Regions from separate parts of the Mus musculus genome. Here all the other regions are linked to region 1. The links are chromatin loops, found by intact Hi-C in ENCODE. Cell type or tissue: gastrocnemius. All regions are shown on one strand. Each heading gives the region's core, and the rest is flanking DNA. Links, peaks and the distances in the headings are about the cores only.

What was found. Peaks named below come from ENCODE experiments on the same cell type or tissue, not always from the same donor. Only the 100,000 strongest peaks of a DNase experiment are listed, where the experiment ranks them.
Region 2: it touches region 1 in a loop (3-fold over the local background); 17 of 42 quality-filtered maps call a loop at or near these places.
Region 3: it touches region 1 in a loop (3-fold over the local background); 9 of 42 quality-filtered maps call a loop at or near these places.
Region 4: a loop joins it to region 1, with 2.9 times the contacts of the local background. A loop is called at or near these places in 11 of 42 quality-filtered maps.

What each region holds. Positions count from the first base shown.
Region 1 is chr2:135,922,662-135,930,167 of GRCm38, reverse strand. Plcb4 (phospholipase C, beta 4) reads right to left here. Exons shown (of 39, transcript NM_001355153.1): 8 at 134-213. Among named protein-coding and RNA genes, the nearest start is that of Gm14210, 110 kb to the right of the region's middle. In gastrocnemius, for the core only: a CTCF peak has its summit at 3,098 (motif pointing right); DNase peaks (open chromatin) are centred at 991 and 3,064; H3K4me3 peaks cover 192 bases; H3K27ac peaks cover 3,335 bases.
Region 2 is chr2:135,383,991-135,391,496 of GRCm38, reverse strand. Plcb1 (phospholipase C, beta 1) reads right to left here. Exons shown (of 32, transcript NM_001145830.1): 28 at 5,327-5,403; 29 at 5,135-5,224; 30 at 4,304-4,361; 31 at 3,613-3,699. Among named protein-coding and RNA genes, the nearest start is that of Gm31993, 150 kb to the left of the region's middle. In gastrocnemius, for the core only: a CTCF peak has its summit at 3,308 (motif pointing left); a DNase peak (open chromatin) is centred at 3,305.
Region 3 is chr2:135,353,557-135,361,062 of GRCm38, reverse strand. Plcb1 (phospholipase C, beta 1) reads right to left here. Exons shown (of 32, transcript NM_001145830.1): 24 at 1,277-1,409. Among named protein-coding and RNA genes, the nearest start is that of 4930545L23Rik, 140 kb to the right of the region's middle. In gastrocnemius, for the core only: a CTCF peak has its summit at 4,594 (motif pointing left); a DNase peak (open chromatin) is centred at 3,579.
Region 4 is chr2:135,730,519-135,738,024 of GRCm38, reverse strand. The region is part of intron 1 of Plcb4 (phospholipase C, beta 4); the gene reads right to left. Among named protein-coding and RNA genes, the nearest start is that of Plcb4, 75 kb to the right of the region's middle. In gastrocnemius, for the core only: a CTCF peak has its summit at 3,698 (motif pointing left); a DNase peak (open chromatin) is centred at 3,800; H3K4me3 peaks cover 463 bases; H3K27ac peaks cover 2,462 bases.

The DNA of each region.
Region 1 (7,506 bases), core at 762-5,761:
TCAACTTCCAAAGCCAGGGGTACAGAAGGAAAGGTGGACACTGGCCTGATGGATGTGATACAGTTCTTCCCTCCTAGCCAGAAAGCTTACTAAATAACTCCTTTGAAGAAAAGGCAAGACAAACAGAACTCACTGTTTCTTGAGGCATGTCATCGGACTGACGTTGTTTGCCCTGAAGTTGTGAATGATCGATCTCAGGCCTTCTACCCATTGCTGGAAAAGGAAGAAAAAGAAAGAAAAAGTCCACAGTGAGCAGTCCTCTGTAGCCAGGTACAGGCTTTTTCATTATTATTATTATTATTATTATTATTATTATTATTATTACTATAATACAGCCTGTCTCCTCTGTGGAATAAAACTACAGACTCTTCTTTTATCCCCCCTTGCTGCACAGGCATCTATATTTTACACGGTTGTATTTTATTCTGCAGGTTTCATTTTTCCCATTAAGTTAAATGTGGCATGACAATGCCATGAAAGACTGGCTGGCTTCCTAAGCTTCCCACTTGCAGCCTGTTTCAATATAAGCCTTATTATTTTAGTTGTTCAGCCTTCTCTAAGTCATGCTGTACAAGTACATGCCGATACGTTTACCTATTCCAGTTTAGAGGACAAATGTGACAAGGCCCTTCACTGCAGTGTCAGGATGCTGCTCCATCTGGCCTGCTTACATAGTTTACCTGTTTGTCTTTTCCAGCAAAGCCTTAAAAAGTCAAAGATTCGTTGCCTGCTGCCACGGTACCCAGAGCAAGCAGGGATGTGTTCACAGAACTTCTGTATAAGGACCTGAACCTCAGCTGCAGTTCATACCACCACTCCACGGGTTTACAAGGAAAAGTGAGGACAGATTACGCATGACAGGAAAGAACTTTGGGTCTGTAAAAGGGCATTTTTCTAGAAAAGGCTAGCCCATGAACCAAAGCCAACACTGCTCTTGGATCCAATGTCTGATGCTAATGAATGCCACAAAGGAATGACACATTGGCGACATGCTGTGCAGCAAACTGGAGCTTGGGAATAAACAGAGCTAAGGCTCCTCCCCGGCCCACTCTACCTCCTTAAGTTTGCAGCTACTGCCAAGGGGAGGAAGACATTTTGGAATGGGTAGTCACATAAATGTGAATGTCACTGTCGTTGATCATAGGATTCCTTAAATTCAAATTGAATAAGTCTAAAATTGGATGTCTCAGTTGACATTCAAGTGCCCCACAAAAAGCCATGACGAGGACTCGAGGCCCTGTCCTGAGAGTGCCCAGGAGAAGCACTGTTGTCATCACAGAAGCTCCTGGTGCACAGCACTGCCCCAAAACACCAGGCTTCACGTTACCAGATGAGGGATTTCATGTCTGAAAGCCCTGAGCTGATAACTGCATTATAGCAGTGTGGTTTGGGTCTTGTTATTTGATGTCTTCTCCTGTTAATTTCGGTAAAGACACACAGGACATAAATGGTTCTGTCTCAGGAGCTTTAGCTAATCCTCAATACCTTGCACTCATCATCCCCATCTGTGCCTCTCCCGCTGACCCTCGCTAGTCAGTTTCCTGGGTCTATGTTTTAAACGATGTTAAGTATCTCGCACAAGAATAATCACACAGGATTTTCCATGTTCTGACTGGCTATTTCTCTCGGCATTATGCTTTCATTTAATGTGCCAAATTCTGCTTTTACAAGGCAGAATTCAATTGTATGTGCATGCCACGGTCATCCATCCGTTCTTCTCTCCATGGATACCTGAGCTTCTTTGTCTTGAATACTGTAAATAACTGATATGAATTACTTGGCATAAATGCCCACAGGCAAGGGTCACAGGACGACACGAGGAGCCTTTCAACTTTTTAAAGAAAATGCCATACTGCTTTCTGTGATAGCTACATCATCTTACATTTCTCCCAACAGTGCATGAGGGTGCTAACTTCTACATCCTCACTAGTGCCGTTCTGTTGGGTGTGAAGCTAATGGCTTTTATTGCCCTGGAGAGTCCCAGACGTTGCTGACAGCTTTCTGATGGAAGACGGAAGAACTCTCAGGAGGCACCTTTCCTTTTGCAGCTAGCAAAGGCCGTTTTCTGAGAACTGCAAATAGCATCAAAAGCTTCAACAAACAGGTAAGGTCTGGACACAGAGAGAGAATCAAGAAACGAAACAGGAGCTTTAAAGAATTGCTTCTTTTCTCATTACCAGACCTCTCTTCCTCTGTCGGGCTAAATATGGACTTGGCTCCCCGGAGATTATTGAATATCCTGTAACTGGCCTAACAAACCACAGGCCCACACAGTTTCCCAGGAGCAGACAGAAAAAGCACAAATAATTTGGATGGCATTAACTGGGAGTATTTTTCTCAACCTGAAGGCTTGAGATCTGTTCCAAAACATAGAACAAAGTCCACAGTTTCCTAGGGCACAGAAGTGGCCGGTACAGAGAAACAACGTTTTTTGATCACACTAATTTAGTTGTTTCTAGAAATAACCACCAGATACTGGGGGAGGGGAGGTATTGAGGAGGCTTAAACTGCCTTCATCATCATCATCTTCTTCTTCTTCTTCTTCTTCTTCTTCTTCTTCTTCTTCTTCTTCTTCTTCTTCTTCTTCTTCTTCTTCTTCTTCTTCTTCTTCGCCTCCTCCTCCTCCTCCTCCTCCTCCTCCTTCTTCTTCTTCTTCTCCTCCCCCTCCTACTCCTCTTCTTCTTTTTTAATAGAATTGGGGAAGACTCTTATTTATCAGAATGGAAAGGTGATGACCTTTGATATCACCACTCATGACAGAACTCACGCATCGCAAATGTCACCACCATCCTCAGGGATAGCTTAGCCCTGAGTGGGAGGCTGTGACGTGTTCTTTTTATGAAGATGAAAGCAGGTCTGAGGGCCTTGCCCAGAGTCACAGAGCCCGTCTTGGGTCAGGTCCCCATGTTGGGATGTTTTCACCCAATCGCTTGCTCCCTGTCTCTCTGTCAGGGAAGGCAAGGTCCTTTAGACCTCCTCCATGTCCATGCCATGACTCAGGCCAAACACATAGTATGCGTGCCAGTAACTACAGGAAATATTAATGCCTGACGTGTTTTGTTGCTCTTTTCAAACATTAAGGAGATGAGATGCCAGCAGGTGTCAGTAGAGTCCCAGAATTTCTCTGGAAAGTTTCTCCAGGTATGAGCTACAGGCCTTTGCTTATTTCCAGATTAACAGGTTTTAAAGTGGTGACTTAAAAATACACCTGTTTGAATTGCTGTAGGTAAGCTTGAATACTTTAATAGCATGTCACCCTTAGAGGTGTATCTTTGAGCTATTGGATAACAGACATGCCTTGGTGGGGTCTCAGAGTTGCTTGCGGTGGGCACACGCAGCAGGGGTACCAGGTAACTTCACCATGACAGGAAAAACAGCACCTGAATACAGAGAGGTGTGGCTTCCGTAAAGTCTCACCCTTCTTTTATATTTTAGTTTTATTTACTTTATTTGTGCTGAATATTGAAGACAAAGCCTTGACCATACTAACTACACATATTAGCACTGATAACCACTTTGTTCTCTTACTCTATAATCCTTTCTATACTTTATAGATTGATTTGACCTTTTCCAGTATCCCTTCTCAGGAAAATAAAATCCTTGAGGAGTCTTGTGTAGGATTGTCTGGGCATGTGGAAAGCTAAGAGGTGCCTGGGGACACTGGGTCTGGCTTCTAGCACTTCTTGACCTGATTTTCTTCATGCAGACACCGAGTTATCAAGCATCCTGCTCCTGGCAAATGTCTGGGCCTTCCTCATTATGTGTCTCCTTGCTGTAGAACACTAGAAAACACTGTCACAAACAAAAGGAACCCCTCCTCATTAAGATAATGCAGAAACACACAATTATAACAAAACTAGACTAAACCCACATGAACTGAAACTCAGTTGCTATAGCAACAATTTTCCTTTAGAACAATGCTTCTCAACCCTCCTGATGCTGTAGGTCCTCATGCTGTGATGACCCCCAACCATAAAACTATTCCGTTGCTACTTCATACTCTTACCAATTGTAATGTAAATGTCTGTGTTCTCTGATGGTCTTACGTAGGCAACCCTGTGAAAGGGTTGTTTGACCCCCCCCCCCAGGGTCATGACACATAGGCTGAGAACCACTGCTTTATCACTACAAGCTCGAGGTCAGAGGGATCCACAGAGCTCCAGCTCAGCCAGGGCTGTGGTTTAGCTTCCTCTTTCCTTTTCCATGTCCTAGATCCCAGTCCAGCTCTTTCTACGACATTAGCCCAAATCGCCTTATTCATCTGAGGAGACCACTCACAGAATTTCTCTTCATTCTTCTGTCCCTGCTTCAAGCACTGTGGAAGTCTTCCCAAGGAAATACACCCAACAGTAGCACAGACCTGCTAGGTAAAGTATGCCAGGAGTGCTAGCCTGGGTTAGACCTTAAAAGCCCCCACCCCTCCTTTTCCTCCCTCTCTCCTTTCCTCCTTCTTGCTCCTTCCCTCTCCTTCCATCCCTTCTTTCTGGAATATCAGCAAGATAACCTGGAAATTATTTAAATCTAAGTGATCATGTCCAACCTCCTGACTCAGTTTGCAGGTATGGAGACTCAGAGGATGGAGAACAGAAATCTGTTTCTTTTTAATTTTTTGGGAGAGGGTGTGTAGCCTATGGTTTCATAAATGGGAGGTGAGGGCTTTACCACTGAACTATAACCTCAGCAATCTCTCTCTCTCTCTCTCTTCTCCCTCCCTCTCTCTCTCTCTCTCTCTCTCTCTCTCTCTCTCTCTCTCTCTCTCTCACACACACACACACACACACACACACACACACACACACACACAGACATATGATTCCTGGCCAAGGGGCAGCAATATTTCCAGGGAACTTGTTAGAAATAGAGTCTTAGGTGTCTTCCCCTGGATTAGACTTTACATCTGCCGTGTGAGCCTGTGCAGATTCATTTGAAAGGTGTGATGCACCTAAAAGAGTGCATCTCCCAAAATACAAGCAAGTGAGGTGTTTGGTGAGTACCCACATTCTGGCTCAGAGATGCTGACTCTCTGATCCCGTGATGCTATTTGAGAGATCCTGAAACTTGTAAGAGTAGGAGCCAAGCAGTCAGGGAGCTACATCTTAGTTTGGGCTTCTCTCTGTTCATCTTTCTCCTGCTCCTTGCAACCATGAGATGAAGAACCTCCTCTGTCATGTGCTCCTGCCATGGTGTTCTACCCAAGCATCTTAGTTACTTCTCTATTGCTGCCGTAAAATGCCTTGACAAGAGCAACGTAAGAGAGAAAGAGTGTATTCTGACTCAAAACTGTCTTCCATCCTGGTGCGGAGGTCAAGGTAGGATGAGATTGAAGAAGCTGGCCCGGTCATCCCGATAAGAGGCTGAGGGGAAGCCGGGCATGGTGGTGCACGCCTTTAATCCCAGCACTCGGGAGGCAGAGGCAGGCGGATTTCTGAGTTCGAGGCCAGCCTGGTCTACAAAGTGAGTTCCAGGACAGCCAGGGCTATACAGAGAAACCCTATCTTGAAAAACAAAAAACAAACAAACAAAACAACAACAACAACAACAACAACAACAACAACAACAAAACAAACCAACCCCACCCACCCCACCCCCCAAAAAAAGAGGCTGAGGGGAATGAATGTTGCTAAGGGTGAGTTCATTTTCTCTATTTTATTCAGCCATGGATCCCCTGCCTATGGAATGCTCCTACCCACAATTAAGATGGAACCCTGATTTTAATTAATGTTATCAAGATAACTATCCATGGGCATGCTCAGAAGCTCAGCTTGCAAATTCTACATTCTATGACACTCTAGATTCTATGACATCATAGGGCCCATAAAAACAATGGACTGAACCTTCTAAAATCTCAAGACAATTAAGTTTCCTCATGTGTTTCACAGTCATGAATGGGAAGACTAGTGAATATACAAGTAATTTTGAAGCAGATTTCCCCAGCTAGTAATTTAAGAATTTACTAGGTCCTTTTCAGAAATGCCCTATCCTGAACCAAAAGAATCAGTAATTCTATGAGTCAGTCCCCATTATTCAGCATTTTAACCCTGAAGGTAACTTTAATGCAAGAATCACTCACCAGTGAGAGAACAAGACAATTGAAGGAGATGTGATCACTGCAGAATGAACCTGCATCAGGAAACCGGTGTCTTCTCCATTGATAACTAGGGCCCTGTTTTATTTTCATTGTAATTTATTCTCCTTATGCATAATTTATATATAATAAATAACAGGTTTTTAAATCAAGTCTTCCAAATGAGGAATAACCACTCTCATAGTGAGCTCTGCACATTGGGACATTTCTATATTTTAAATCTTCATTCCTTGGTTCTTTAAGTACCACTCAAGTACCCATATGTCCCACTACATTGCTGAAACAGGTTATGGAGTTTCAGTTATTACTAAGGCTGTGCAAGCAGTCACTGGCAGCTTGACAGAGAAGACACAACACAAACAGGGAACCCATGGAGATGTGGGTTTCCAGGATCTAGGCAGCAGCAGGAGGCCTAGAGAAGCCTGTCACAACAACAGCATCTCCTGCTCGAAGGAGGCTTTTGCACAAAATCAAGACAACAAAATCAAGGCTTACTATGGAATGCCTACTAGAATACTGGATACAGAAAGCAGACAGAAGTACCCTTCTCAGGACAGTAGTAATAACAAGACTATAACTTGGGTCACTGACTCCAGACCAATGATTCTCCTGTCACCATAGCCCTCAGCACAGGACTAAGTAAGGTGCAAGAACGAAGAAACTGTAGAGAGTGGAGGTTAAGAGAAAATAGGAGCTGGCTACCAAAGTTTATATACCAAATAACAGACTGTATTATGATCTAAATACTTTATATTCATGTATGAAATTATCAAGCAATATAATAATAATAACAATTTAAATAATAAATAAATAATGATAAAATTAAAATAAGTCATGTCAACTACTTTCTCTTGATCCTACATGAAGAAATTCTGGCACTCAGCATATCTCCCAAGGGGTTGGCACCCCCGCATGCAAACAGGCAGATGACGATAGTGCCAAAGGTGAGAACAAACCAGGCAAGGAAATGTGAAAGTCACCACCAACAATGCATGTGTAAAGGAGAGTAAGAAAACGGGGTCGGGCTATGATGGGGTTGAGAAAGGACAGCAAAAAAGCCTGAGACAGTGGAATTCACAAATAGTAAACTACAGAGACCAGTGACCAGGAAGCTATAAGGGATCTGCCTGCAACTCAAGAGAAGAAACACAACCCAGTGAGAATCACAGAGGCCTTTGGGAAACGGCTGACATTCTCACAATGTGTCCAAGTTTGGAAGCAGAGATGGGGGAATGGAAAAGTGACCAGGCCCTTTTCCTTGACATGGCCTGAAAGTCTCCAAGCCACACATGTTCTTCATTCTGTTCTCTTTCCAGGGAGAAGCTGGAGAGAGTTAGAGACGGAATGGACTCCTAGAACTAGTTCGGAGCATGGAGAATGGTACCTGGTAGGATGCAGGCTGCCGGCTAGGCACACGGTGG
Region 2 (7,506 bases), core at 792-5,791, 540 kb after region 1:
TGTAGTATAAACTGCTCACTACCCCCAATTACTATTTATTCACTCTTTATTCAATGAGAAAGCATCAATTTTGTTTACGTTTCTGGTGACTGTAAACCCAAGAAGCTGACTTCCTCCCACCTCTGTGAATGAGTCTTAGGCACTCTAAGCCAGTCATGAATATTATGCTTTCTTTCTTGGGATTTGTTTAGGAACTAGAATGTGGCTCCATTATAGCACCACAGCAGACAAATCTATTTTGTGGATGTGGGGTGGTGGCTGGCCATTCTGGAAGGTTTCCATCACTCCTATGAAGGGAATAAAGTGGGGATTTTTTTCCATTCTGGTTTTGAATGGTACCAGATAGAAGATAATGCAGTGGGGCTTGGCAGCCATGTCTCACTGACTTTAAAGCTTGAGGACAATAAGCAACAACAATGAAATTCTAAAAATTCAGATTCTCAATAATATTGTTGAGTCACTAAACTAGCTACCCAACTCCGAAACTGAACACCCATCTCTAGAAGTGGTGAGCTATCCCTAGAAATGGCCACCCATCCTCAGAACTGGCTGCCCACTTGATGTGGTTTGAATGAGAAATGTCTCCTCTATGTGCATGGATGTGAACACTTCATCCCAGCAGGTAACACTGTTTAGGTGGATTATGGAACTTTTAGGACATGGAGCATTACGGGTGGAGGTACATCACTGCAGGTGATCTTTCAGGGTGTATAGCTTCACCCCACTTTCTGTTTTCTCCCTGCTTCCTGCCTGTGGGTAGAGATATACTCACCCAGTTTCCTGCTCAACTGTCTCCCTTGCCATTACATACTCTCTCCCACATTTCTCTCTCTTCGCAATGGTAAACCAAAATAAACCTTTCTATGAGTTGCCTTTGGTCATGGTGTTTTATCACAACAGAAAAACAACTAATACAGCATCTACTGTATGCCTGGAACCGTCCTCCCACCCCTAGAATTATGACATGACTCAAACAGTAATAATGTCATTTGTTAAGTTGGCACTATTTAAGACAATTATTTATTTAGTTTGCTAGAAATGTGGCCTCGCTATATAAGCTAGATGAACCATGAGCTCTCAGTTTTCCAGCCTTCATTTCCCAAGTTAATGGGATTATATATGTATTCAAGCATGCCCAGCGGGTTGAAATTGATTTTCTGTAAAACTGTACTCTGGCAGATAAATTGCCAAAAGTTATTAGCCAGTTTAATGTTTGGTTGTATAGAGTGAAGAAGTTCTAAGGTGCTTCAAAAGGAACTAACTTAATTTGATTTTATTTATGATGACATAGAACAGTCACATATGTGGTAGTATATGTCTATACTCCTAGCATGGGGACGCTGAGGGTGAAGGAACCTGAGTTTACATGCATGTACATGCATGCACAAACACATACGTGTGCGTGCGCGCGCACACACACACATACACACACACGGGATAGGGAGCTCAGTTAGTAAAATTCTTGCCTTGCAAACATGAGGACATGAGTTCAATCTTCACAATGTACACACATATGTATGCTGCCACACTCTGATAATCCCAGCTCTGCAGAGGGAAAGACAAGAGGATCCTGGGTCCCTAGCCAGGGAGCCTATTCACTTGGAAAGTTTCAGGCTCATGTGAGTCCCTACCTCAAACAATAAATGTGGCCACCACCTAAGGAATTATCCACTGACCTCCACATCATACACACATGTGCACCCACACATGTGTGAATAAACGTACATATGATATCTATGAATTACTTAAAGTAAATTGTGTAACTTTAAAATATGTGTATTGCATTTTGTCTATGGCTAAAATATTTACAATGTTGAACACACATAATCAAAAAGCAAAGCAAAACTGAAAGTATTAGTTGTAAATAAGGGTTTGTAGAGGTTTAAAACTGGCTATGAGATTCACCATAAATAAATTTTATTACACCAGAATACAAAGTGGTGACAAACTCAACTCCAGATGCAAAACTCGAAACTGTATGGGTCTGAATATATATATTTCTGACTACTTAATATTTTTCTTAAATTTTAGTCTAATCAGAGTCAAATTTAAAATAGTTGAGTACTTAAATGAGATTGATTCTGAAAAATACAGTGCCCCTCCCCTAATACGCCTTTAAGCCACAAAAAGCCAAAGCTAATCTGCCCTTGAGTGTTCTCAGGTTCAAGACTCCTTAATGTCACCACTCTTGTGGTTTGGAGCCATTACTACGTTAAAGGAGTCACAAACCCTATGACAGAGAGGACCACTGGGTGGCCATGCTGTACACAGGGCCAGAATGGCTAACATATTGCTTCCAGGGTTCATCAGCTGCTTAGAAAGTTGTACATTTTAGGACTTCATGGATTGCTGACTCTGTGAATTCTATACATAATATTTTTAGGTCATGAGTGACTGTGGGCAACTCAATTCAAGGAAAGGGAGATTGTGTGGCAATTTCTAAAGTTCTACTAAAATGCATCCCATTATATTAGCACTAGTGGACCAAGAAGCTGGCTAAGAAGATCTGAATTGTATATGTAAAGGAGAAACTTAAGAATTAACAATATACAAAATAACCATCGATTCCTGCTAAGCCTGAAATCTTTAGGAATCACAAATATTAAGTGGCTCATATATTGCAAGCATAAAGGCTAAAGAACATAAATAACCGTGAAAATATACCTAGAGCAAGCCACAAGGACTCTCTCTGAAGCCAACCCAGGAACGTTACATACAAATAAATAAACCTAGCATTGGAGTATTGCAGACTCAATAAACAATCGGGCCAAATGGTAGTACTTTTGAGAATCTGTATTTTTCAACTATAGTGAAAATGGCAGGGAGTCCTAGAGAGCCCATTTTGTTTTAAGAGAAAGAAAAATATTCAGCAATGAATCAAAATGGCTAGAATGTCCTAGAACTGACATGCTTTTGGCCAACCTGCGAGTATTTGATTTACAGATAGGGTTTTCAACACAGTGTCCATAGACAACTGATTTCAACAAGCCACAAGTCCAACCTACTTTGATTTGTTGTTTTGGATTGGACTCGGGACCTTGTACATGCAGACAACTCTTAGTACCACTGAGCTACACTCCGAGCTGTAATATAATTTTAAAGGACAGTACTGATTAGTTGTTGCTATGAAGGCAAAGAGATTTGCTTTTCTTTTTTTCTTTTTTCTTTCTCTCTCCGCCACGGACACCACCCCACCCCACCCCACCCCCACCCCCACCCCCACCCCGGTTGTTTTTATGGAAGACTTTGTTGGGTCAAGATCAGGGTGATCTTGGTGAAGAGTGTCCTCTGCTGGGCACATTCTGGTATTACAGCATTACAAGATGAAGGTGGTTGATTCAAATAAAAATGCCCTTGCCCAAGCCATGTATCCGAACCAACTGTGTGGCGAGGGCACCGTACGCGCTCATCTTTCCGCAGACACTGTTGGTGGTCAGTACTTGCAGAATATTGCTGTATTTTTACTTTCACCCTAAATGGTGAGTTTTGCACTCAAGGGGAGACTGGAGATGTTGCGCGAGGTACTTATAAAGCCCAGGGGATTTTACTTTTACTGAATGGAAGACAAATGAGCCAACTGTGTCTAGACATCCTGAATTTCTCAGCTCTTACCTTGGGCTTCTCATCGAGGATCTGCTGGCGGATCTCATTGTGTTTCTCCACGAGTTTTTCTTGTCTTTTACTTTGTGCTTCCTCTAACTGTAAGAAAGTTACCAAAAGAAAAGAGTCACTTATGAAAATAAAACAATAACAACAACATACAACTTTCATGCATGTTACAAGAAACAAAATCAAACAACAACAACAACAAACCCAAAGGTTTTTCAGATCTATGTTAGCAATTATTGAACATTCTGGGCCAAAATTGGCCTTTGAATCTAGCGATGGGAACACAGTACAGGGTGGGGTGGTGACTGGTGGATATACATTTTTGAGAATCTTTGAAAATTTCTATAACACAAATTTAAAGAAGCTTAAGGGCTAATCTGGATGTGGACATAATCTTAACGGTGAAGGGATTTTTTGGGAACCATCTTTTGTGTCATTTTTTAGGGGGGAGTCCCCGACTTAGGTAGTGATTCTGCCCTACAGATTTTTATAGACGTTTTATTTAGCTTTTTTATAATATGGTTGGCAACAGCCAGAATAAGTGCGCCCTTATAGAGTATCACAAAACAGCTGGATGCTGGTGGCGACTAGGTACTAGGAGGCAACACTCTCCTCCTAGAAGTTCACAGTGAGGTTGGCTACTGTTTGTGTGGCATTTGCAAAGGTGTGTGTGTGTGTGTGGGAGCAGACATACCCTCTTGATGTACTGAACCACCTCCTGGATGTACGATCGGATCATCTCTGTCTTCTCCCTAAATGGAAATAAGCCACAGATCATTATACCAATCCACCTGGAACTCTAGATGCCTACGCTTTTACTGTCTTTGTATAGCTGTTGAAAGAAAGGTCAAGCCTGTGTGTGTGTGTGTGTGTGTGTTTCGGGGTAACAATGACCGTGTGTCTCCCCAAGCACAGGCCCTGTTTTTATTAGATGCTCCCAAGGTTGTCTAAGAGAATATCTAGTCATTTCCCCAAAGAGCTCACTTTACTTTCTTTCTCAAAGGCCCAGAGTGCCACTGTTTGAGAGCTCACTGAAAAAGCCATAAAGGAGACTGCGGTGGTTTGAATGAGAGTGGCCAGCTAGAGTTCATAAGTTTGAATGCTTAGTAACCAGGGAGTGGAACTTAGGATTAGGAAGTGTGGTCTCATTGGAGGAAGGTTGTCACTGGGGTAGGCTTTGAGGTTTCAGAAGCCCATGTTTGCCCCACCCCTTAATCAGGATATAGCTTTCAGCTACTGTGCCAGCAACTTGAGCACCTCATGCTCCCACCTTGGTGATAATAGACTAACCCTATGAAACCATAAGTAAACCCACAGTGACATTCTTCCTTTTCTCTGAGTTGCTTCGGTCATGGTGTCTCTGCACAGGAAGAGAACAGGGACTAAGGCAAGAGTCATATAAAAGAGTAATTCAAGGAGAGACTTTATGAAGGGGCCATTGGTTAAGACACTGCTTCTCTCACTGGTCCTCTCACAGGGAGCACCTGCTCCTCCTTCCAGTTAGGGAGGACTACTTTCCACTCACTCTTCCATCTGGCTTTTGTCTTTGGACTTGGCTTCTGTTATCTTCTCTTGCCTCTTCTTATCCATTTTCTTCTTTAATTCCTTCTTCTCTCTGAATTTACAATGGGGGAAAAAAATCAGACCAATTGAATAGCAAGCAGCCCTTGAAGCATTCATGTATATTCAGGCTGAATGTGAAGGGATGGAGGCTTACTTCTCGCAGATTTCCTTCAGCTTCTTTAACTGATTGTTCTGACACTCTTCTGCAACATCTGTCAACTTCTGAATAAGCTGGGGGAAGAAAATGCCAGTTTGATGTTTTCTGTGATCACAGGCACAGGCTCCTGCCCCTGCCCTTCCCACCCCAAACACCAGCAAGTGTACTTAAGACAACCTGCAGTGGGGCTGAGCTGTTGTTAGAATCACAAAAACCTGACTTTTTAGCAACGAGGGCATGATTTTTAAGGTATCACATGATCTGTTTTTGTTTTTGTTTTTTTAAAGATGAAATCCCTCTGATTTTCTCTTCTAATTGAATGACTGTCATTCTAGTTCCTGAAGCTTGGCTCAGTCAGTACAAACACAGCTAAGAGTGTGGACCTGGGTTCTTACCTCTACTCTGTAACGCAATAAAAGTATTTGGGGGCTGGGGATATAGATTAGTGGCAATAAGCTTTGAAGGTATGAATTGAGCTAAGATCTACCTTTTCTGAACCAGTATTTTCTTGATTATAAGTCATACTGTGGCTACCTTTTCCTCTAGTAGGTAGTGTGAAGCTTAAATAAAATAAGTAAATTAGAGTCAGCCGTGCAGAATTCTGTGTTTCTGGGTATGTTTTTGCCGCTGTTGTTGACTTGGTTTGAGATTAACATCAGTTACCCATCTCAGAAAATGATGTAATGTCCTGGTGAGGTAGCTTCAGTTGACACAGAGAGCATCAGGAATGCTTTCCTCTGCTGCTCTTAAAACCTGGGTGCTGAGAATGTAATAACCGTATCATGTGATGCATATTTTCTTCTTGGATCAAGACTCACGACAGCAGCTACTGTATCTTTGGATCATCAGCACTCCTATGGTTCCCACATTCAGTACACGCCTAATGAATGTCAACTACTTGAGAGTAAACTTTCATGCTGATCAACCCTCACTCTCTATTCCACACTGAAAGTCTGTGGAACCTCAGGTGGCTGGAGCAACAGACCTCAGCCCTTCCACTGGAACATAAAACATATGGCCTGAGCTTTCCTTGAGAGACTTCACTACTATTTTCAAAGTGTCGAATTTCTTCCTCCAAATGTACAGAACAAGATGAGCTAACTAGTCTAATATAAGTAATATCTCTCATAGTAACAAGGCAGCCATCCCTCAAGATCCAAGGAAGATTAGTTCTAGGACCCCTATTGTGCACCCAAATCCATGAATGCCTTATGCTAAATGGTATAGCGCTTGCCATAATGTTCGCATACACTCCTGTGTACTGTAAACCATCCTCATACTCTTTATAATAGCTAAAACATTCTAAATGCTGACAAATAAACTCAGGCAGGCTCTAAAATCTGGGCTCTTCACCTCTGTCTGCTGCTGCTGCTCTTCCCTGTGTTTTTGAAGTTATTTTCAAATCCCTTCAAGGGGCTGGGGAGATGGCTCCAGAGGTAGAGCCCTTGCTTCGATAGCATCATGACCTGGGTTCTCATCTCCAGCACCCACGTAAAAAGCAGGCATGGTCATTTCTGTGTGTAACCCCAGTGTTGGTGTCAGAGGCTTAGAGAGATCCATGTTCACTTATGATAAACAGGAAAGTCCCCGCATCTGGATGGAAATAGCTATCAAGGAGAGCATGGGCCACAGAATGCCCGTGCCATCATTCAGGAGAGATGGCCTCAGCACAGCTGCCGTAGTTGAGGAAATCACACTGTGAGCAGTGCCAGGAATCAAACTTTCCAACAATGCTGTTGTCCCTGTCCCCAAGGACTCACAGAAGGCTTTTACATTGACCCAGGCTATCACCTCACCTCTGCATTCCTTCCACCCCCCCAGAGGACCTGTCCCCTGTTTCATTTATCCCACATGCATCACAGAAATTATTCAGAGATTCCCCACTTTGCGCTATTAGATTCACTTGGGGAGACTTCTTAAGGACAAAGATCACAAGGCCGTGTTCCCAGACCTATGAACTGGTAAATGAGTATTTCCATAACCTTGTCCGGGAATGTGGATCCTTACGTGGTCCCCTGGGTACTTTGATCCTGTTACTCATGTGTCCTCTGATGAACAGCCTCAGCGTGATAAGGACACACATTAGAAACGAGAACTCTCAGGCCTTCTCCTAGACCAAGAATTCAGAATCTGTAATCCTAGAATCAAGATTCCTAGGACAAAATGTGCGCCTTGGA
Region 3 (7,506 bases), core at 1,714-6,713, 570 kb after region 1:
AGATGGCTCAAATGCATGCCACTTCTTGGAAGTGAGTGATTACAGAGGATGCATGAAGCTCAACTTGCTCTCAGGATGGCTTCTGTCTGTTAAGAGAAACACAAAAACACACACACACACACACACACACACACACACACACACCATTACTACCACCATCACCACACCACTCACACATACACATATATACACACCACACATTACACATACAAGCACACACACACACATATACACACACATACATACATACAAACACACATATATATCACACACACACCACCACCACAGCACTCACACATACATATATACATACATACAAACATAGACACATACATATCATACACACACATCATCATCACTACCACCACACCCCTCACACATGCACATACATATACACAAATGCCACCCCACATATATATGTGCATACACACACACATATATATATATATATACACACACATACATACACACACACATACATAACAGACATACACACCATCACCATCACAGTACTCATACACACATACACATACATATATACACATACAAACACACAGACACATACATATCATACACAGAGAGACAAACACTACCACATACACACACACACACACACACACACACACACACACACACACACACACACACCATACATACACTCAATTAAGGAGAGTGAGTTGAAATGCTAACATGAGAGGCATTGAAATGATTTGGGTGAAGAACGGAAGCTAAAAGCAAGCACTTTAGTAGTACCATACGCCCTCTGACCTGGCTTCCCTTCTCTGGCATTGTGTCCTTCAGGAAGTGCTTCATCATCTCCCAAATGAAACTATAGAATGCACCCTGCTGAGGACTGGGATGATGAGATGACCTAACTCAAATGCACACTCTAGCAGACAGCCTAGCATAAGAGGACATTTAAGGTTACTGGAAAATCAGGTGGTGGCAGAGCCTTGAAGTGGAAGCAAGAAAGTGCTTCTAAGGCATACTGGTAAGTTGTTTGTAGAACTCTTCACAAACTCAAACTCTATTAGTGGATGGATCATAATTCACCCCCAAATAACAACCAATGACACAGGTGGGTTTTAGGTTCTCAGCAGAGCCAGGTGAGTATCTGTGAGGCTTGGTAACAGTCAACCATGTGTCCATCCTGCCACCTGCCCACCCATATCACTTATAGTCTGCTTATATCCCTCAGCCATAGCTTCTGGGCCCGCAGAAGTGCCCAGAAGCTGAAGGTTGGAGAGCTAGCAAATGGCACTGTCCCGCTGTTTACCTGGAGCAGGCTGGCTGTGTGGAGCCTGGGAAGGCGGCTTGGGTGCAAGGGATGCGGTGTGATTCACCCCATTCTCTGCTGGCGTTGTCCTGGTTTCGCTTGGAGCCTCGGAAGATGTTTCTCCAGGGTCAGCCTAAGATCATAAACATCTTTTTAACTTTCTGCTTCATACTGCTTTTATTTTCTTCCTGTAACAGTAAGGCTACACATTATGGCATTTTCAAAATTCCTCTGGAGTCTGAAATACCAAATTTGAAACTGTCAAGAAAGCAAGATTAACTCAGCATAGTGTGAAATCAAGAAGTGTCAGGTTAATTGCACAATGTGCTCTGTTTCCACTCCAACTTTCTCATGCTCCTGAATAAAGCCTTCCCACACTGCCTCTGGATCTCCCTAGATGCTTCCATCAAATGAGAGAACAGCAACGTTTAATGCAAACAAAGGACCATAGAGAGTCTGTCCAGCCTTTACAGATTTCTGCTATAGTGGTAGACAAGGAGAGGCTCTGTGGAAGGACTGCTAAGCCCGATGTCCTGGGATAGACACCCCTAGCTGAATACACATGTGAGTGAAACAGCTAAACTGATCTCAGCTTGGTTCAGAGTAGCAGAGACAGGCTTCTGAATAAATAACACAGAAGGAAATGCTAGTTTGATTCATGCCACCAGCTTCCATGTCACAGCAAAAACCAAAGTGATGGGTACGAGTGCAGACTTTGGAACCAGGTGTCCTTGGATTCAAATTCAGTCCATTTAGCAAGTCACTTACTTCTCTGTGCCGTGTCTCCATCTTTATCCTTGAGGGTATACATGAGTTAGGGATCATAAGATTGCCTACCTTATGAGGTTTCTTCCAGGATCAAAACAGTTAATGTTTGGTAAGTATCTAGAACACTTTCTGGTTCAAGCTAAATAAGTAAATGCACGAAACAGTTATGATGGTATGCCATTACCAATGGACAAAATGAAATGTGCCAAGACTTGTGAGCCTGTTATCCTGTCCACTCCATCAGCTATACCCTATTGAAGGTAAGCATTCAGTAAGTGTCTGTAGCATCAATGCCGGTCCTATAAAATAATTGCCTCTATAATGGTATAGTCCTCCAACAGTGCTTCCCCACACTCCAAGTGCCTGACAGCTGGTTTAGACTTGCTTTCCATGTCCACAGCAAGTTTTTCTGGTGACGACTTTATCCCAGCATCTTTCTGTGTAATGCATTTATAAGTTATTATCAGGGATATTTTCTTCCATGGGTCACCTGGACGTCAACCCTGTGACATTTTGGCATGTAATTACAAAGAGCACACTGGAAATTTTACCAAAGGAAGGCAGAAGTATAAACAGCATCACTGACTCATGTTCTCATTCCCTCCTAAACTTGCTACTTTTCATCCTTGAAACAAAGCCTTACTGTACAGCTATCGATGACCTTGAACTCATGATATTCCTGTAGCCTCAGAGGTGGCATTGGATCAGTTCGTTCCCCAAAGCTTAAGTCAACAAATAGCACTGCTGATTGTCCAGGTTTCTTCAGTGTACCTTCTCTCACTGGGATGGAGCAGGAGAAGATAAGTGTTGGTACTGGGCTGGACATCAAAACGGGAGCCTAGCCATAGAATCTAGAAGCATTAGATTTTGCTATTGGGAAATTATATCTTTTGACAGATGGATAACAATGATTGGTAAGCTCTGGTATGGTCACATTAAGTTAGATTCCATTAGGAATAATCTCCCTAGAGTCATATGCCAAGAGGAATGATGACATATTCTTTGTTCAACCAGACATCGCAAATGAGAGTCTCCTGGCTCAAGTGCTGCCTATGGGTGGTACCTATGGTGCTATGTGGGTTTTTTGTTTGTTTGTTTGTTTTCTGCATTGGTTTCCTATATTGCCAGATTTTTCCATGCAGGACATGTCATACACAGAGAAGGTTTTTCTTGAAAGACAAAAAAAAAAAAAAAAAAAAATCAGAGTTAACGAACTGGACCTATAAAGTGGTGACAAGGAGAAGAGAAGCCATACCCAAACCCAGAGGAAGCTGTTATAAGTGGGACAGGCATGGTTCAATTACCACCTATACCCACGAGGTGTTGAAATAAGATGAAAAATTAAATATTTCTGGGAACTTACACATTTTCAAATGACCTAAAGGCTAAAGTGCACCTCCAGGCTGCACTGGACCCAGAACAGCCTTGTCTGCGTGCCCTGACTCGAGGAACAGAGTTTGCCTGGAATCCCCAAGCCAGAATGCTAAAGGGATGTTGTGTCTGGAAATGACCTAGGCCAGGAGCCAACAAATGTGCAGCTCTCGCTTCCTCCACCCTGCCAGACATGCGTCAGGAGAAGAGGGCAAGGAAGGCACTGATTAACAAGATTTTTGAGTAGTCAAATTTCCCAGGGGCCTCTGAGGATTTTTTTTTCTGGGGATAAATGTGATACAGTACTGAGCATCTATGATGGCAAACAACAAAAGACTGATGTCTGACAGTTTTGCCAAGGGATATGTAGAAAAGCCCCAGTTTCCCCATTGGGGAAACTGATAACAGGAGAGGCTGGGATTCTGTGGGCTGGATGGTGCTTTGTCTTGGCTTCATCTCTGCCCAGCCAGGTGGGCTGCCCTTTTGGCACCATGGCTGAGTAATCAAAGATGATATTGAAAGTCAGCACTAAACTCTATTAAAAGTAAGCCAGAGGTCAGATAGGAGACTTGAGAACTTATGATAGTTTAAGGTCTGAATAGTTTTAATAGCAGGCATTCTGTGTTCTATGACAGTGGCAGCTTAGGTGAACATTAATACAACAGTAAGCTATGGCTAAGATAGTGTCACACAGAAAGATGAGGGAATTACCAAAGAACTCACCCTGTTGCACTAGAATGACATGCAAATAATAAAATATAAAATAAATAATACGGTTAAATACCTTCAGTTGTGAAATACTAAACTTAACTTTTTGAAATAATTGAGAAACTCAAGTCCTTCCCATCACATAGATGTGTGAGCTTTAATGCAAAACACAAATTTTCTGTGTCCAGCTCAAAGGAATCAATACTTTTACTATGTTTCTCTCCAGGCCTCTCTATGACAGTTACTTTCATGTGTTTCAACAAAACAAGGAGAAATCCTTCCCCAAAGTGCTAGAAATTATGAAATAAATAAAGGCACCAAAGATATGTTTTTTATAAACTTAATTGGAAGGCCACTGGGATCCAATTAACATGAATTTCAATTAAGGAAGGGTCATATGGTGGAACTTCAGTTGCTCTTACTAGATTTTTGCTTGTAACCTCTGCCACCTAGTGGGCATATGGAATTACTACAGTATATTTTTCTTTAAAATAAGGCCAAAAATGGCTTTTAAAATTGATTTCATATTTAAAAATTAAATCTTTCTTTCCAAGAGTTAAGGTAAACACAATCTCTTTGAAATTATACCACATGTAAATCAGTAAACCTCCGTTCTTATAAGTTTTGTAGAAGGTACGGTGTACAAATAAATGAAAAACACTTGTGACCTGGACACAGAAATTTTGGCTTTAATAAACAAAACAAGCGGCTGAGAATACATAGCTTTAAAAAAAATCTGTGGGATGTTTAACATGAAAGTAAAATATCTTTCAACTATGAGATGTTACTGGGGTTAGTAGAGGAGATGTTACTGAGGTCACTAGAGGATACTGGTTATTCCTGATTCCTGGGCTGGTAAGACAGCTCAGTGGGTAAAGGTAAGGCCAACAAGCTTGCTACCTATATTTGAGCCCAGGGCCCCACATGGTGGAAGGAGGGAACAAATATCAGCGCTTTCCTCGGAACCTACATACCTGTTCTGAGGCACAATCATGTATGCACACCTCACAACACACACACACACACACACACACACACACACACACACACACACACACACACACTAAGTAAATAAACAGATGTAAAATTCATTAAAACACACTGTCCCTTTCATGTGGTTTTAGGATGACAGCATGTTGCCTTGGACCCTGGTGGGTAGGGGAAAGGCTCGCCACTTTCCCAGAACACCATGAAGGAGATTTATAATTTCAGGGTGTGCCATCCAGTCTCCTGAGGATGGATGTGGGCAGTGTTTATGGCCTTGTTAGAGGCAGCATTTTGGTTGAAGCAGCTTTTCAGGATGTATAGTTAAGTTGTACCTAAACTTTCCACTAGCTGAATGAACCGAGCTATTGTACCTGTCCCATCCCTAAGAAATTCAGGCTCAGTCCTGAAAAACACACATCTTGGTTGGTCTTCTCCAAGTGCGTGGGAGGGAAGCACACCGGCATTTGCAGCCCACTTTGAAATGCATTGAAAAATAAAAATAGATAAGTGGACAGAGGAATTTATATGTTATCAAGCGAAGAATGCCACTTAATTGTGGACTGAGATAAGAGTATCAGTTTTAAGATTCTTTCAAGTTCAAGTTGTACTTGAAGAGTCTGGCAGCACAAGTGATGGGCAAAGGCTTTACGTCGTGAGCAAGTTTGTCTCCTGTCTTTAGTTTTTGGCTTAAAAAAACAGGGGTTATTCATTTACTTATCTCCCATATGTGCTTATGTGCACTACATATATGCCCTTAGAGGGGAGACGAGAGCGTTAGGTCATTTGGAATTATAGTCATGGATAGATTTAAGTCCCCATATGGGTGCTAGATACTGAACCTGGGTCCTCTGCAAGAGCAGCATGGATTTTAACCATGGAGCTCATCTCCTGCCTCATTTTTCAAATGTCTTAATGAACACCTGATACGTAAATTTAGTTTGATATCTTTTGCAATCAATGTCTGGCAAGCTCTTTCAGTAGTAACTAGATTGGAATCCAAAGGGCTCTTCTCTCATGAAGGCTGCACCCCAATTTAGACAAAGCTATCATTCCCACCACATATTGACCTAGGAGTGACCACTGCAAGTTTAATGTGTGAACTTTTATTAACTGACATCACTTTCTGGTTCAGAAGTGAGGAAGACAAAGTATGATTTTTCTCAGGGGCTGTGTATGTACATATATATCCATACTCATGCATATGTACATGTGATTTGATAATACATATAACGCGCGCGTGCACGCGCGCGCGCGCACACACACACACACACACACACACACACACACACACACACACACACATTCCAGCATAGTATCTGAGGTATAGCATTAAAATAACATTTATTCAAAAAATGAATGGATGGACGAATATGTTCACCTACAGTTTCCTGCTGGTATATAAGTAGTAGGTACACTTCATTGGCAAAGTCCTGAAACTATAGTATATGCTCAACCTTATGCTGAAATCAGAAAAAAAAAAGCATTTGAATGAATCCGTAATGAGTAAATTCGTGAATGGAATGAATGAAACTGCTTCTCTTTCTACAGTTGACTCGTTACCACAACTGGGGGATTAGAAAGCTATTAAATAAGAGTGCACATGACCCTGCTGACTACTTTATACACATGTCAGTGTCTATGTGAAAAAAATCACAAAGGCCACAGGCATTAAAGACTCTGAAATGTGTGCGAATTTTGGACCATCACCAATATCACTTCAGATCCTTAGAAATCTAAATGCCAGGGTTTCCTCCAAACCATCTGCATCAGATGGGAACCACGCATGGGTGGTAGAAGAACACACCCAGATGATTCTGAAACATGGTAAATACTGAGAGCCCTGCTACTCCAAACCAAGAAGGTTGTTGTAATGCAGAATTTTATGCCCTGTCCAAGATTTAATGAATTGGCATTATATCATGATCTGTGGGTGATTTTTAATGCAATAGAGCAGGGGGAAAGCCTTCCTTAACTGAGAGTCACACTTTTGTACTTCGTCTGCCATCAGGTGTGGCGTGGGCAATGATTCCAGTGTTTTAGAAGGACTTTAGAACACACAGTCCTGAGTTGCAACCCACTGAAAAGTGTCAGCACACACATAGAGATTTGTGAAAGCAGCTGGAGCAAACCAGTGGTTGATTTGCTGAAGTTCCAGTGGCTCTCGGGGTTTCTTGTGAGGTCTAACTTTTAATTAATTAGATCGCTCCACAATTACAAGCAATTGTTTCCTCCTCTAAAAATGGTGGCTACTCTGATTGCCTTAGGGCAGTCAAAGAAAGTGGCATGTCAAAGCTAAGTAGCCGAGGGATGAAAAGGAAACTGTCATTTTTTTTTCTTTTTTACAGAAACAATCTTATTGACTCTGAGAATTTCTCACAATGTGTCTTGTTCATATT
Region 4 (7,506 bases), core at 987-5,986, 190 kb after region 1:
ACCGTTTCTGTGGTTTTAAAAGAAACTAAAATTCAAAAATTCTCACTACACTTAATTCTGCCAGGAAACGGCAAAGAGGTTGATGAGTGACCAGAAATCCACAAGTTCGGTTTGAAGAACAACAGAGAGGATGGACTTGTCATCCAGCTGCTCCTCTCTTAAGTGGCTTCTGCTTTTGCGCTTGACAAGGGTCCTCCTGAGCATCTCGTGCTTTTCAGTGATCCGACCACTCCACGTGGAGGGAGCAGCCCAGACAAGACCGGAGACGTTCTAGCTGAGCTCATCCCTGAAGCCAACTGCTCATGTTCAATGAGTCATCTCAAACACTCCAACCACAAAAAGAGCAACTGCTCCAGTCTCTCCCGGAGCCGTGTTGCCTGGCTGAGACCAGTCAACCCACAGACACATGAAATGCTGGCTGTTGTTTCCAGCCAGTAAGTTTTGGTGTGGTCAGGTACAAAGCAAGAGAAGGTGACAGCAGGGAAAGCCCAGAGCAAAGACTGAGAAAAGGAAGGACGGAGACACAGACGAGTCCCTGCAGGGCACAGAGCCTGAGTGCAATTCTAGAACTTGGCACTTAAGATCCAGGAGATCTGATCAAGTTATGGGGCAAATCAGGGTCCTTAGGATCATTAATAAAATAAGAATGGACCATCATACTAGAGTTAAACCTCGGGGCAGCAAAGCTCAGGAGGTGCCTGGAAGGGAAAAATGGAGAAGAAAAAGAGAGAAGGAGGCCATGCTGTCTGAGCTATGCCAGTGTGAAGGTCAAACACATGGCAGATAAGCTACGAGCAGGCATAGGGGACTCAGAAACGGAGAACAGATGGATACTCAAGGTACCAGTGAAAGTATATTCAGTCCATCAGAAAGAAGAAGAGAAGAACGAGAAAAACCTGGTGTTCTTCCTAAGGCCCCCAGATTGATTTAAGCACCCAGATCAGCTGGTACAATAGCTGCTGTTCTAGAGGATCCAACATCGTTATCTTGCCCTCATGGATGTATGCACTTACAGAAACACACACACACATTCACGAACACAGGCATGCAAGGCATGCATACACACGCATTCAGACAGATACACATGAATATATACATTAAATAAAATAAAAACAAATGTTACACGTAATGATGACACTATATTTGGAGCATCACTATAAGATGACACAATATGTTTCCCACTAAATATCCAATGATTTTTTAAAACACTGTCTTCAGTTTGCTTACATATCTCTAATATTTTTAGAGTATGTACAATCCATATTATTCTAAATGATGGTAAGTGTTAAGGGTTAAATTACTATTTTATCTTTGGCCTCAAGTCCAGGCATTCCTCCAAAGGCTATGGGCTAAATCATGTGTTTGACTCCATCTCAAAACCACCAGGCAATCCAACAGCCCCCATCCTCTCCTTCATCCTCCTGCCCTCTCTGTTGTCCTTCAAACCGAACTTGTGGATTTCTGGTCACTCATCAACCTCTTTGCCGTTTCCTGGCAGAATTAAGTGTAGTAAGAATTTTTGAATTTTAGTTTCTTTTAAAACCACAGAAACGGTATAAGAATATATTTTCACTTTAATCCCAACTGTGGGATATGGGGCTGCTTCAGATTGTCCACAGCAGCTAGGTTTGCCTCGTGCTCTGGCAGGGGTGATTTTTCCAGCTGCAGATAGTTTCTGTGCCTGTGTGAGGATGTTTGGAATTCTGGGGTCTTTTTAGAGGGTGTATGAATGCTAGGGCCACAAGAGTGGGGTGGGTTGTTGTTATTCGCTATGGGTCATGGATAAGTAGGCATGCACAAAGGAAAACCAAGAAGAAATCGGATATCTAAATGGTGAAAGTCAAACTTACTCCAAGGAACTTGATGCCCCTAATCAACAGGAGGTATTCTAAGGGATAAAACCGTCCCCTTTCCAACCCCGACTTTATTCAGGAATCTCTTTCCTTTCCTCTCTGCCCTGTTCTCTCTCTTATCTAGTGATAGGGGATTGAAAGAGTAGGAGACAAAAAGATAGAGAAGGGTGGAAGATAAAACAACCCCAAAACTAGCCAAAGTCAGCTACACTTAAGTATACCCTCACTTAGATACACCTAGAGCCCAGTATATGTTAATAATACTTTACAATTCGTATAATTACTTGTTTAGACTCCTATTTTTCCAACATATTGTGATTTCCTTGAAAGTACACATCAAGTGCTATTCATTACTGAGTCCACAGTGATCAGCAAAGTGCCTGCATCACAAGGGTCCCTGCAGAAGGAGCATTTCTATTGCTGGAGAGCCTTTTCTAGGTGCTTGAAGTGTCTTTCGCAGCGTTTAAAAACTCTCAGAGAGGGGATTATAACTCACTAGATGGATGGGAAACTTCAAGAGCTAAAGAGAAAAATACATACTTATCTAAAATTAGAATATACAAGATAAATCTGAAATTTCTAGATGGACAGATCCATTGAACCCTTCTGTTTCCCTGCATTGAATATTTTCCAGCTTATATGGTTAAGTACATTATAATTAGCTGTATGGGTAGTCATCATAAGACACAATTTCTAATTTTCAATCTGCTGCTCATACAGAGTTTCCCATAGAGCAGAAAAGAAAGCACTCCAATTACAACTTAAAGTCATTTGTTCGAAACATATTTGGGGATGTGTACCCCTTCTTGTGGTACAACATCCTAAATGCTGAGTATCCTTGGAGCTCAAGGACAACTTATCATTATCTTCATAATGTCTCTGGCTGTTCCATTCCACCCAAGTGTTCAGGAAGCAAAAGATACCAAGATGGTGCCGCCGTAAGGGTCTCAGCAGGAAGCAGATGGCAACTTGAATACACAACTAAGGCGAGCTTATATGGGGTGATTTACCAGGCATGACAGAGCTTAGGAAGCCAACCAGGGAGTGTGGCATAGCTTGGGGCTGAAGGAGAAGAGAAAGAGGTATAGGAACCCACAGAGCACAGCTGTATCCAAAACCACATGACAGATTCTGTAGCTTCCAGGAGATGTACTGTCATCTGTCAGTATGACTGAGAGAAATCTAACGGAGCAAGCCCCCTAACCTAGCAACCCTCCCTCATTAATCCCCTCTTGGAGCTGCCAGCACTCTGTGGATGTAACGGTTAGCACCCGCCTAAGGAACTGGAGAGAAGCTCTGGAGGCTCAGGGGAGTAACATCCTCTACTGGAAGTCGCACACTTCCTTCCTGCTCCATCTCTTCTTCCCTTGGACGAGCACTGGGCATCTACGTAAATAAATCCAGTCCAGGTGCTTAGCATATGGGAGCAGTAGATGTCTGGCAGCTTAGCTCTTATTCTTTCCCTAAGTGTGCTTGCAGAAGCTGCTAGTGACCCACCCAGGTCCCTGTAGCTCCCCAGTGACTCAGGTTCTCTATGTGGAAGAGGTGTTATTCTAGGAGTCTGCATTCTCCTGTTGGTGTACCTTTCAGATACAAATACCAATAGAAAAGCTGTCAGAAGTCCTTACACCACAGAAGTTGGTAAAAAGTCTGGCTCCCACTGCCTCGTCTAACAGCTGAGAAACACTGCGCTGTTTCTCAAGACTCCCCCCCGCACCCCCACCCCCCCCCCCGACCCCAGCACAAAGGAGGCCATTTGCCCATCTTGGGATCAACTAATTAGCCCTTTTATGGTTGCCTTTCCTTTCTTTTCCAATTGCTTCTGACCCCTAGTGGCAGACACAGGACCCTCCTGAGTACTATTTATACTCCCAAGTTAAGCTCAAACCAGTTTTAGAAGACACCAACCTAAGATACTAACCATGGTGTTTACTCTGAAGTAGAGAAAAGCGTGTGCAATTTAGAACCAGAAAGTCGGGCTTTTGAACAGCTGCTTGGCTTTGGCCTCGCTCTGATGGACAGCAGAGATGCCAAGCCAGGGCTCAGCGCTCTCAATTGTCCTGTGCAGGCCGATAATAAGACAGTCTCTGAGCTCCTGCCCAGCTTCCAAGTTTACTAAAATGTATTAGAGAAACAGAAATGCTGGGGCTCAAATACAAACTCCATGTCACGAAACTCCATTTTCTGAAGTAATCTCTAAAACATGAGTAATTCCAGGCTGGGGGTGGAGGGGGTGGGGGTGGGGTGGGGAGACTGACTTTTAGATCACACTAAAATAAAGACTAGAAATTAAAATTTTGCCTGTCTGCGAAATGGCAAAATATGAGGTTTTCAACCAAATTTCCTAGACTTGACAACATAAAAATATTTTCACTTATCCCATAAACATCTCTTGAGAACCCCTTTGTTGTTTTCTGGCTATAGATAAATCAGGGTCTAACCTGTACCAAACAAGTACTCTGTCAGGAAGTACAACACGAGCCATGTTGTCAATTTTTAATCCACTTTAGTTCATGTTTGGTTTTGGTAAAGTTTTCTGGTATTTGGAAGACTCCAGCCCAGATCCTCGTTCTATGGATGTACAATACAACAGTAGCCTTAGCCCTGATATTTTGATATGTGCTCACATGGCGAAGAAATGGGAGGTTGAGGCTTATCTGCAACATTCACACAGTATCTTCCTACTCTAGTATTTCTTCTTTAAATGAAACGGAATGGAGTGACCTCAAATTCTATAACTTTCAATGTGTACATTCTGGACTTGGGAGTTACTGCGCTTTACCCAGCGCATTGTTCTGTAGCAATGCCTACCTACTCTATCTATGACAAGGTTGCTGGATCCTAAGCATCCCGAAATGATTCTTAAGGAGGAGGTTTAGATGCTAGAGGAACAGCAGCACACAATGACACATTTCATTTTCAGCTCTGGCAGTTAAAACAATAGCAGGGAGCGATCACAAGGGAGATTGGTGGTGCAAGCCTCCCAGTACTGTTTGGAAGCGTACACAGGTGAACAGAAAGCTCGTGGGAATGCTGGAGATGATGCTGGGGGGAGGGGGTAGGCAAAATGACTATAAAGGACCCCAAAGTCCCTTCACTTGTCACCTTAGCCAGCTCACTTATAACAAAGGTGCCATGCATAGTTACAAAGGAAATCAGAAAATAACAAAGAGCTTTCTGGAAGTTCTTCGGGGGCTACGGGGCTCTTCCTCCTGGCCCTGGTAAGCAAGAGGCTGGAGAGTTGGAAAACAGACAAGGCAGCAATGGAAAGCAAGGAGAAGTTCTAAATTGGTACGTTATAGGCACACTATCTGAAAAATGGTTTCCTCCCAGCTTCCTCCAATATGAAGGATTGTCAGCTGTTTCTCTGTGATAGCTGAAGAGGGGTGGGGCTGGGGGGTGGGGAACGAGGTCATACAAGGTCATTTGCCAAAAAGTTATATATTAAATATCACAATGATAAATTTGAACAAAGTACAAGTGCTAATTTTATGTACATAAAAATCATAAAATTGCTAAAAAGTATTAAATTACCAAGACAGGAAATACTGAATCACACTGGAAATGTTAACATGAGTAACTTTGATCTACCTAGATACTGATATTAGTGATTCTCAAAGTTAGGTACATAACAGGATTACCTGGGAAAGCTGAAAGCTCCAAGTCCCAGGATATACCCACCCAAGACATAATGCCTTTTTAATTGATCAATAGCCACAACATTATCTGAGGAGCTACTCCTGTGACATGCTGAGAACTAACCTGCATTGTGATAAATTAATGTTAATGAGGCTTAGGACAAAAGACAGTGCCTTGACCCCCTTGGCTCTTCCCCTTTAGCACAAAGCTCTGTCTCCTCATCTCTCCTTTATCTGAAACTGCTTCTTCAACTCACCCTGAAATTGATACTGATACCTACAAGGGAGATAAATAAGACTGATGAAGAGACACTATCATGTGCAGACCGCTGAAACCATCTACACCAGTAGAGAATGGTGTCTTTACAGGAATGGTGAATCCATTGGAAAGGAAGCTGCCTGACAGAGTGGTTACACACTGCCATCAACATGCTCAGCTCTGGCCCCTTTCAAGTGTGGTACTATTCAAACATTCATTCATCCACTCACTGAATGGTTTACTAGCCACGTATCTTGGTCCTATATCACTCTGAACTTACAAGTTTGTAGGAACAACAGAATTTAAATAACTGCAAGTCAGAAGTAGGGAAGTTAGTGCCGTGCAGAGTGATAAATCCATCACATGGAGCCATTACCTGTAGTGAAAGGGGAGGCACCCTAGAGTGCAGCTACAACAGAAGCAAAGGCCTGTGAGAGCAAAAAAAAACAGGACACCAGGAAGCTGTAATCAGGAAGAGAGAAGGGCGGCCAGAGGTCATGGCTAAGAGACCATCCAGGGCAGCAGCAGGAAGGAGTGTGGGCCTTCCCCTTGGGCGGAGCTTCACAAAGCCACTGACAGCTTAGATGATCCGTCCTACCAGACTCGCCTAAGCATGTGTTCACCAGTATACTGTGCCTATTCCCGGGCAAAAGCAGCAACTTGTTTCATTTTGGGTTTGTCTACCTATCTCACAGGCAGTACAGTATGCCACTGTAGTGTCCTCATATTGCCAAAAAGGTCCTCGGATATCACAAGGGTTCCCACTGGAGAGCCACTCCCTGAGAGGCCTACTTGGCCATCTCCCTGGTGAGGGACACCTACACCAGCATGAGTTAGGCCCTGGATGAACTCCCAAGTCAATGGGCTGTGTTTAAAACAATGGAAGTTTGGACGTTCCATGTGGCTCAACGAATACTCAGAAAGACTCCAGAAGCCTCTGAACGACCAGAAGAGCCTATGGTGAAAGCAGCACAGGAAGTGTCTAGACCTATGCAGACTTAGTGAGTCCAGGGTGGCCTAGAGAGAGCGCAGTGTGGCTCTGGAAATATGGCTCAAAATGCTAAGGGCAGAAGGCCTGGGCTGGGCCACCGAAAACTGCCTCAGGGTCTCACACCAATACAGGTTAATTTAACTTTTTAAATAATATACTATGACTCATGTGTCCTGCCATCCACATTTTGTAAGACAACAGACACACAGCTGGATATAGAGTTACAGGCCCTTAAAGCTGCAACCAGCTCACCCCCTTGTTAAATTCACTTACAATTGGAAGACAACCCAGCACTCTCACTTTCGCCATTGAATATGAGCCCCTCTCACTGTAGGCAAGGGTCCTGTTGTCAGTTTGTTGGGGTCAACTCTTCACAATTCTGTACGTTTGTGTTTGTTTTTGATTTCAATGTATAGAATGGCCAAGAGGACTAGAGTTCAGCTTCCTCCCCGGGTCTGTAACGTGCAGGGAGTCTGCAGCATGCCTTAAGGAGAAAGCACATGGGTAAAATACTCCAGGGAGAAGCAATTCCATGACTGCACAGATAGATGTCACACTCTTTCTCATGGTCAACGACACTGGACAAATTATAAAGGGATTTTAGCATTTTTAAAAAATTCATTTGGGAACCTATTAGTATTTGGGGCTTGTGATATCATTTGGTAACCATATAAATAGCAAAGAGAAAAAAATCAAGTTGTGATTTTTTTTAAATCTCCTAGTTAAGGGCAAACTGCCTGAGGGTAGAGGTCGCTTTCTCCAGTC